Regions from separate parts of the Homo sapiens genome. Here region 1 is linked to region 2. The links are chromatin contacts, found by Hi-C or POLR2A ChIA-PET in ENCODE. All regions are on one chromosome and are shown on one strand. The core of a region is the stretch at or near the end of the contact, and the rest is flanking DNA. Distances in the headings are between cores, read along the strand shown. Region 1 overlaps VAC14 (VAC14 component of PIKFYVE complex). Region 2 overlaps COG4 (component of oligomeric golgi complex 4).

The links. Hi-C counts contacts between places; a loop is a spot of excess contacts on that map. ChIA-PET counts read pairs that join two places held with the same protein, here RNA polymerase II (POLR2A). Pooled maps may share reads with other maps.
Region 1: a pooled map shows a loop between it and region 2 (3-fold over the local background). The contact joins two enhancer-like sites. A Hi-C loop is called at or near these places in 2 of 50 pooled maps. POLR2A ChIA-PET finds 5 or more read pairs at or near these places in 3 of 52 experiments (AG04450, HepG2 and activated T-cell).

What each region holds. Positions count from the first base shown.
Region 1 is chr16:70,735,685-70,739,114 of GRCh38, reverse strand. All of the region lies in intron 13 of VAC14 (VAC14 component of PIKFYVE complex), which reads left to right. Among named protein-coding and RNA genes, the nearest start is that of VAC14-AS1, 18 kb to the left of the region's middle. RefSeq lists enhancers at 561-730, 632-1,162, 1,135-1,294. Within about 2 kb of position 1,439, at least 30 of the 41 ENCODE cell types and tissues checked have a DNase peak (open chromatin) inside an H3K27ac peak, as active enhancers do.
Region 2 is chr16:70,507,430-70,510,786 of GRCh38, reverse strand. COG4 (component of oligomeric golgi complex 4) reads left to right here. Exons shown (of 19, transcript NM_015386.3): 6 at 766-871; 7 at 1,399-1,556; 8 at 2,323-2,381. Among named protein-coding and RNA genes, the nearest start is that of COG4, 14 kb to the left of the region's middle. Within about 2 kb of position 1,831, at least 2 of the 41 ENCODE cell types and tissues checked have a DNase peak (open chromatin) inside an H3K27ac peak, as active enhancers do.

The sequences.
Region 1 (3,430 bases), core at 190-2,689, 230 kb before region 2:
GGCAAGGGCTAGGCTAAATGCTCCCTGCATGTGAAGGGGGCCTTTGCTTGTGTCCTAGTTATTACAGGCCGGTGCAGAGGGCCCCTGTGGGAGGCTTCCCTGGAGATCCCAGCTTCTCCTGCCCCTCTGTTCCAACACACTTGCTTATCTCAGGCTGCCTGGGTGGGTGGTGAAGTTCACATCTGTTCCCTCCTGGCTGTGACCTCTTAGACCCCCAGCTGGAAGTGCATGCGGAGGCTCCTCAGCGTCGCCCAGTGCTGGGTGATTTGTGTCATCAGCTCAGTTTGAATAGCGTCATGGCAGGCCACACAGGCCAAGTTTACTTACCCCGGAATCCCTGGCACCAGGTGCCCAGTAAGGGTCAGTACCTATTTTTGAAAGTTTATTAAAATAATGGAAGGCAGGGGCACCAATCACCTGAGCCTGAGGCCCCCGGCACTGCTGCCCAGAATGGCATCCTCTCATACCCGTGCTGCCAGGCCCTCCCTTGTCCAGTTGGAAGCCCCAGCAGTCCAGCCCCCCTGCTCCACCAGCAGGGGGTGCCTTCCTCCACACCCTCTCCTCGCTGCCTTTGGCCCCAGCCCTCACCCTGCAGCAATAGCTCTTTCCCGGTGGCAGACTGCTATATGACCTCTCCACTGCCGCGTCAGCTGGAAGTCCCCACTGGGCCCTGCTGCATCCCATCGGCTTCTCTCTCGCTCTGACCTGAGCAGCTGCAAAGTCTCCTGGCTATGATTGATGCCTCCGGCGCTCCTGTCCTGCCGACCCAGGCCGGCCCACAGATGAGAAAGTGATTGCCCCTTGAGTGGGTTCCCGAGTTGGTGCCATTGCGGCGGCCTTTGTCTACGTAGCTGTGCACCCCCTCCAGTTCTGCAGACTCTACACCCCCAAGACCCTGCTCAGCCTCCCTTTCTCCCAGCCACTTGATTCTTGGGGGAAACTGCCCCTTCCCCACCCTGTCCTCTTGGTTCCATACCAGCCTCTCCATCACCCACCCCTTCTGTGGACCACTTCCTGTGCCAAGCACGACTTGATGCTCTTTAGCCCTGCCTGGTTCACAGAAGAGGAGCTGGCCTCGGAGAAGGTGGTGCTGCCTCCCCTGAGCGGCCTCTGGCCCTTCCCTTGTATCCTCCAGGCAGCAGATCTTGAGCCCACAACGGGCTGTCCGGGCACATGGACCCCAACCCCAGCAGGGAGGGAGGCCGGAGTGGAGCAGGGACCCTGCTGGGCCTGAACTGGGTGGCTGACGTTTTCACATCTGGTTCTGTTGAACTGTAACTCGCGTTATGTACTGAAGCCAGGGTTATTTTTATCCTGACATGTGAGGTTTCTTCACGTCATAACCACAAAACTCAATCCAAAACATCCCGGGGCAGGTTGTTTGTGAGACGTTCTGTGGATTCTCATGTCACCACATCAGGTTTCACTTAGTAACATCTGCAGGGCTGGCTCCCCGGCCGCCCACCCCGCCAGCCTGGGTTTCTGTGTGGAGTGCGTCTCTGTGCCCCTGGCCAGCCGCCGGTCACGTGCACTTCCTGCCAGGGGCTGGCAGGCTCCTCACTTGCCCAAACCAGAAATACAAGGCACAGTGGCCTTCAGCTGAGGGATGGCACTCTCCCTCATGCTCCTGCCCTCTGCAGGATTGGGGAATGGAAATCCCACTCTCCTGGGCCCCTCAAAGAGAGCCTGTCTCCCGAGACACACAGCCGGGTTGTGGGCCCCCCTCTCCCTCGCCCCCTGCTGCAGCAGCTGCCCACCATCTACAGGGGGCTGTGCCTCAGTGGCACCCCTGAGTAAAACCGCTGAGGTCCTCGGAGCGCAGTGTTGGAGGGCGTGCCCTGAGCTGCCCCGTCCCGGCTCCCACTTTCCTCATGCGCCTGCAGCACCCAGCCCAGGACCCTGCTTACAAGAGCAGATGAGCCAGAGCCGGAGGTGGGCGGAAGAGCAGGCAGCAGTGAGGCGGAAATCAGCATACTTGAGGGGCCCATTTCTCCTGTAGTCACCCTCCCGGGGTGAGCTTGTTCTCTCTCCACCCATCTCCTCCTCCTGAGCCTGCAGCCCTGCCTCAGAGAGCATCTCAAGCCAAAGGGCAGCTCAGATCAACAGAGTGGCTGGGGGCGATGGGGGCCACTGAGGCTGGGAAAGAGCGAGCAGCCCCCACCCTGTCCTGCTGAGCACTGAGGCCTTTCCCATCCCTGTCCAGCCCGCCCTCCCTGCCCCTTCAAGTGTGGCCCCTTTCCCCACCTCCCCTGCTGGGAAAAGACTGCCCTGCTCAAACCTGTGGTCTCAATGCAGCCCCTCCCAAGGCTCCCAACCCTGTCTTGGGGAGGGCAGAAAGTCTTTAAGCCTTGGGAGCACTGTGAGGGCTGAGCTGCACTCAGCTGAGGATGTGAATCGCTTGCTGCGGCTTCTCGCAGCTGTGACACTGCCCTCCTCCTCCCTTCCACTAAGGGCCTCAGCTCCAGGGTCCAAGGGGCAGCCTGGACATTGAGAGTCCATTTTGGGTCCACACTAGGGGCTGTGGCTAAGGAGTTCAGAGTTGTGTCCAGAGCAGCCCAGCCCTTCTCTTCTGCCATCTTTAGCCAGACTGTCAGCGGAGAGATGGGCTGATCTCCCTCCCCAGATGTGTGGGGGTCACAGGTGGCCCCCCTTCTTCCTCAGAGCATCCTGATAGAGCACTGTGAATTTGTGCCAGAAATGAAATCTCCCCACTCAGACATTTCAGACCAGCCCCCAGACATCCATTCTGAGACTCAGAATGAGAACGGTCTGCCCTGCGCAGTGCTCTGCGCTATGGGACGCTTGCTAATAAAAAGGAGCCCCCGTGTACTGAGTGCAGACTGTGCGGCAGGCTCCGGACCCGGCACATTACATGTTTTTATCTCATTTAATAGGGGCTCTTACTGCACTCACTTTACAGATGAGGAAACTGAGGCTTAAACACCATGCTCAGTGCTTCCTACTGCCCCTGTGAGGCTGGAACGGCCCCGCACCTCTCCCCACTCCAAACAAGCACCTGGGAGAAGCTTGCAGTGAACAGGGTGCCTCCAGTGTGGGCAGCATGAAGCCAGTGCCCTCCAGCCAGGCCACCACGGCCTACCAAATTCATCTCCTGAGGGAGGGAACAGTGAGGCAGGGCTGTCTCAACAGCTGTCTCTGCAGCCACCTCTTTAGAGATCAGCCCCCAGCTGGGCCTGGGGTAACTCGATCTATAAGAATGTGACACTTGATTCTGCAAACAGCCCCTTTGGGCCAGGGAGCAGAGACTCTTTGCCATTCCAGAGTCACTCAGGACCTCCCAAGCCAGGCTGATTCAGGCAGGGACCCAGCACAATGCAGTCCAAACAAGAAGTGGAATGAGGCCTTTCCTTGAACTGGCCTTCTCACTCAGGGCTCCTTCATGCCGCTCACGCGAGCTGTCTAGGAGGTT
Region 2 (3,357 bases), core at 582-3,081:
TTTCAAAAAAAAAAAAAAAGGAAACCTGCTCTATGGTACTTTTTTTATCAGTATACTTTGACATCTGGGACCTAGAAATGGCTTCTACCTTTAATCCAGTAAAAGTCCCTTCTGCAGTACCCAGGTTTTGTCGTGCTTGAGAAAGCACTGTTAATGATAACATGCCAGGCATAATGGCTCACGCCTGTAATTCCAACACTTTGGGATGCTGAGGCAAGAGGATTGCTTGAGGCCAGGAGTTCCAGACCAGTCTGGGCAACATAGCAGGACCCCATCTCTACAGAAATTTTTAAAAAATTAGCCGGGCATGGTGGCTCTCGCCTATAGTTCCAGCTACTCAGGAGGCTGAGGTGAGAGGATCACTTGAGTCCAGGAGTTCAAGGCCACAGTGAACTATGACTGTGGCTCCCTTGTACTCCAGCCTGAGCAACAGAGTGAGTTTCTGTCTTATTTTAAAAAATAATAGAAAGTTACCCTTTGAGAAGATTGTTGAAACTGGGGACTCTCTCCCTTGGCTAATGGCAGTCCATATTTTCCAAGAGAAGAAAATAATGGAAGAGGAGCTACACCATGCTCACTTTCCTTGTCCTGCCTGAGGCTCAGACTGTCCCTCAAGGGAGTTTCCTCTGTGCTGCCTGGGCTTCCAGACATCAAGGGAAATGTGAAAAAAAAGAAAGTCAATGGGAGGATTTTTGGAAAACTGAGATATACCTGGTATGAGGGTGACCTTTCTGAGGAATGTGTGTGGGTTTTCTCCTTTTTTAGGTGGCCAGTAAAGCTGAGGAGAATCTGCTCATGGTGCTGGGGACAGACATGAGTGATCGGAGAGCTGCAGTCATCTTTGCAGATACACTTACTCTTCTGTTTGAAGGTGAGCCTCTTTCTCCGCTCTAGAGAGACTGGAGACTGTATATGACACCTGCATCCTAGCCTTTCTTCTCACCCTTCTAGCCTGATGACTTTAATTTAATCATGTAGTTTATTGTGTATTAATTGATTGGAGAATTAAATAACTTCCAGATTCAGTGCCTGATTAGCAAAGATTAGAGTCTCTCCAGTGTTTTGATCCTACCTAACCCTCAAACCCCAAACTCTGTACGAATAAATTTAACCCTAAAATAAATTACTGGAAAGCGAGTGATGCTGATTTCCAAAGATGCTGCTGTAGAAAACAGTATCAATGTAACTTACCAAATGCCTGCTGGTGTACCAAGCACTGTACATATTTAACATATTTGCCTAGCAACCCCTAGCATTGACTAGGCCTATTTGTGTTCATTTTAGAAAGTGAAGCAGCCAAAAGGATTGAGCTAGACCTTCGGTTAGTCCTGGATGGGAGCAAGTTTATTTTGTAGGAAGAATACTTGGAATATAACCCTATTGCTTCCTCCCTTCTAGGGATTGCCCGCATTGTGGAGACCCACCAGCCAATAGTGGAGACCTATTATGGGCCAGGGAGACTCTATACCCTGATCAAATATCTGCAGGTGGAATGTGACAGACAGGTGGAGAAGGTGGTAGACAAGTTCATCAAGCAAAGGGACTACCACCAGCAGGTGAGCAGGGGAAGCTACAGGTAGGGTTTGGTAGCAGCTTTAGCGAGGAACACTGAGTAGAATAAATTGTAGGGTTTGAAAAAGTGAAAAAAAAGGTGCAGACAGGAGAAAAATAAATGCTAAGCGCACACTGGCCTGCATCTTGCCCATTGACAGCTTACTTTGGACTTGAGGTGTTGTCGAGATGATGATGGCCTCAGTTCAAGACCAAAACGGAAATAAAAAGAGCTTCCTGAAAAGAACACAGCAGAAGTAGTAAACCAGTTCTCTATCACAAAATGTGCAACAGTGCCCTCTAATGATATAATGACAATTCTATTTCTTGAGGTCCTATTAAGTGTCCAAGTAATTGTCTCCAATTTCCCCTTCATTCCTAAGATGTTAAAGATAACGTTTGCTTTTTCAGAACTTTGTTTTTTCCTTCTTTTGAGCAGAGAAAGTAAAAGTACGACATAGAAATAGGAGTGGCCTCATACAATTGTATTTCTAGAACTCCAGACTAGGAGACTATAAACAGTAGTCTATTGGAACACCATTAGCATGACTTTTAAGCACAGTAATAGAGGTGAGTATTATTAGCATCCAACCCAAAAACAAATCTTTGGCCTGTCATCCTGAAAGCCCACTGCTGGCTTGAAGGGAAGGTAAACCTGGTAAACAAACTAAATCTAAATGTTCTTGTATGCCAAAAGTTTGGAGTGACCAGCAAGAGGCCAATAGATGTGGGGGTGGGGAAGAATATTCTCATTCCTGTGGTATGTTGCAGTTCCGGCATGTTCAGAACAACCTGATGAGAAATTCTACAACAGAAAAAATCGAACCAAGGTAATAATCCTTCTCTCTTCTTCAGCCCACAGGAGTTTGAATTGGTAATCATGTAATATAATTCAGACTACTCTGTTACAATGTGGTCTATGTTTTTAAAATATTTTATCAATTACTCTTATTTTTCAGTGCAATGTATCATATGAACAAAAGTATATATAAATAAATTGTGTAATCAGTCATAATCAGCCGGGCGCGGTGGCTCACACCTGTAATCCCAGCACTTTGGGAGACCAAGGCAGGCGGATCACAAGGTCGGGAGTTCGAGACCAGCCTGGCCAATATGGTGAAACCCCGTCTCTACTAAAAATACAAAAATTAGCTGGGCATGGTGGTGCGTGCCTGTAGTCCCAGCTACTCGGGAGGCTGAGGCAGGAGAATCACTTCAACCCAGGAGGCGGAGGTTGCAGTGAGCCAAGATTGCACCACTGCACTCCAGCCTGGGTTACAGAGCGAGACTCTGTCTCAAAAAATAAATAAATAATAAATTATAATCAGTACAATCACGTGTCATTTAATGACTGGAATACTTTTTTTTTTTTTTGAGACAGAGTCTCACTCTGTCACCCACGCTGGAGTGCAGTAGCATTATCTTGGCTCACTACAGCCCCTGCCTCCCAGGTTCAAGCGATTCTCCTCCCTCAGCCTCCCAAGTAGCTGGAACTACAGGCGTGCACCACCATTCCCAGCTAATTTTTTATAATTTTAGTAGAGACAGGGTTTTGCCATGATGGCCAGGTTAGTCTCGAACTCCTGACCTTAAGTGATCCGCCCACCTCAGCCTCCCAAAATGCTGAGATTATAGGCATGAGCCACCATACCCTGCCAACAACTGGAGTACATTCTGAGAAATACATCATTAGACGATTTCCATTGTGTCAACATCGTAGGGTGTACTTAGCCTACTACACACCTAGGCTATATGATACAAACTATTACTCCTAGGGTATAAACCTGCATGGCATATTACTATACT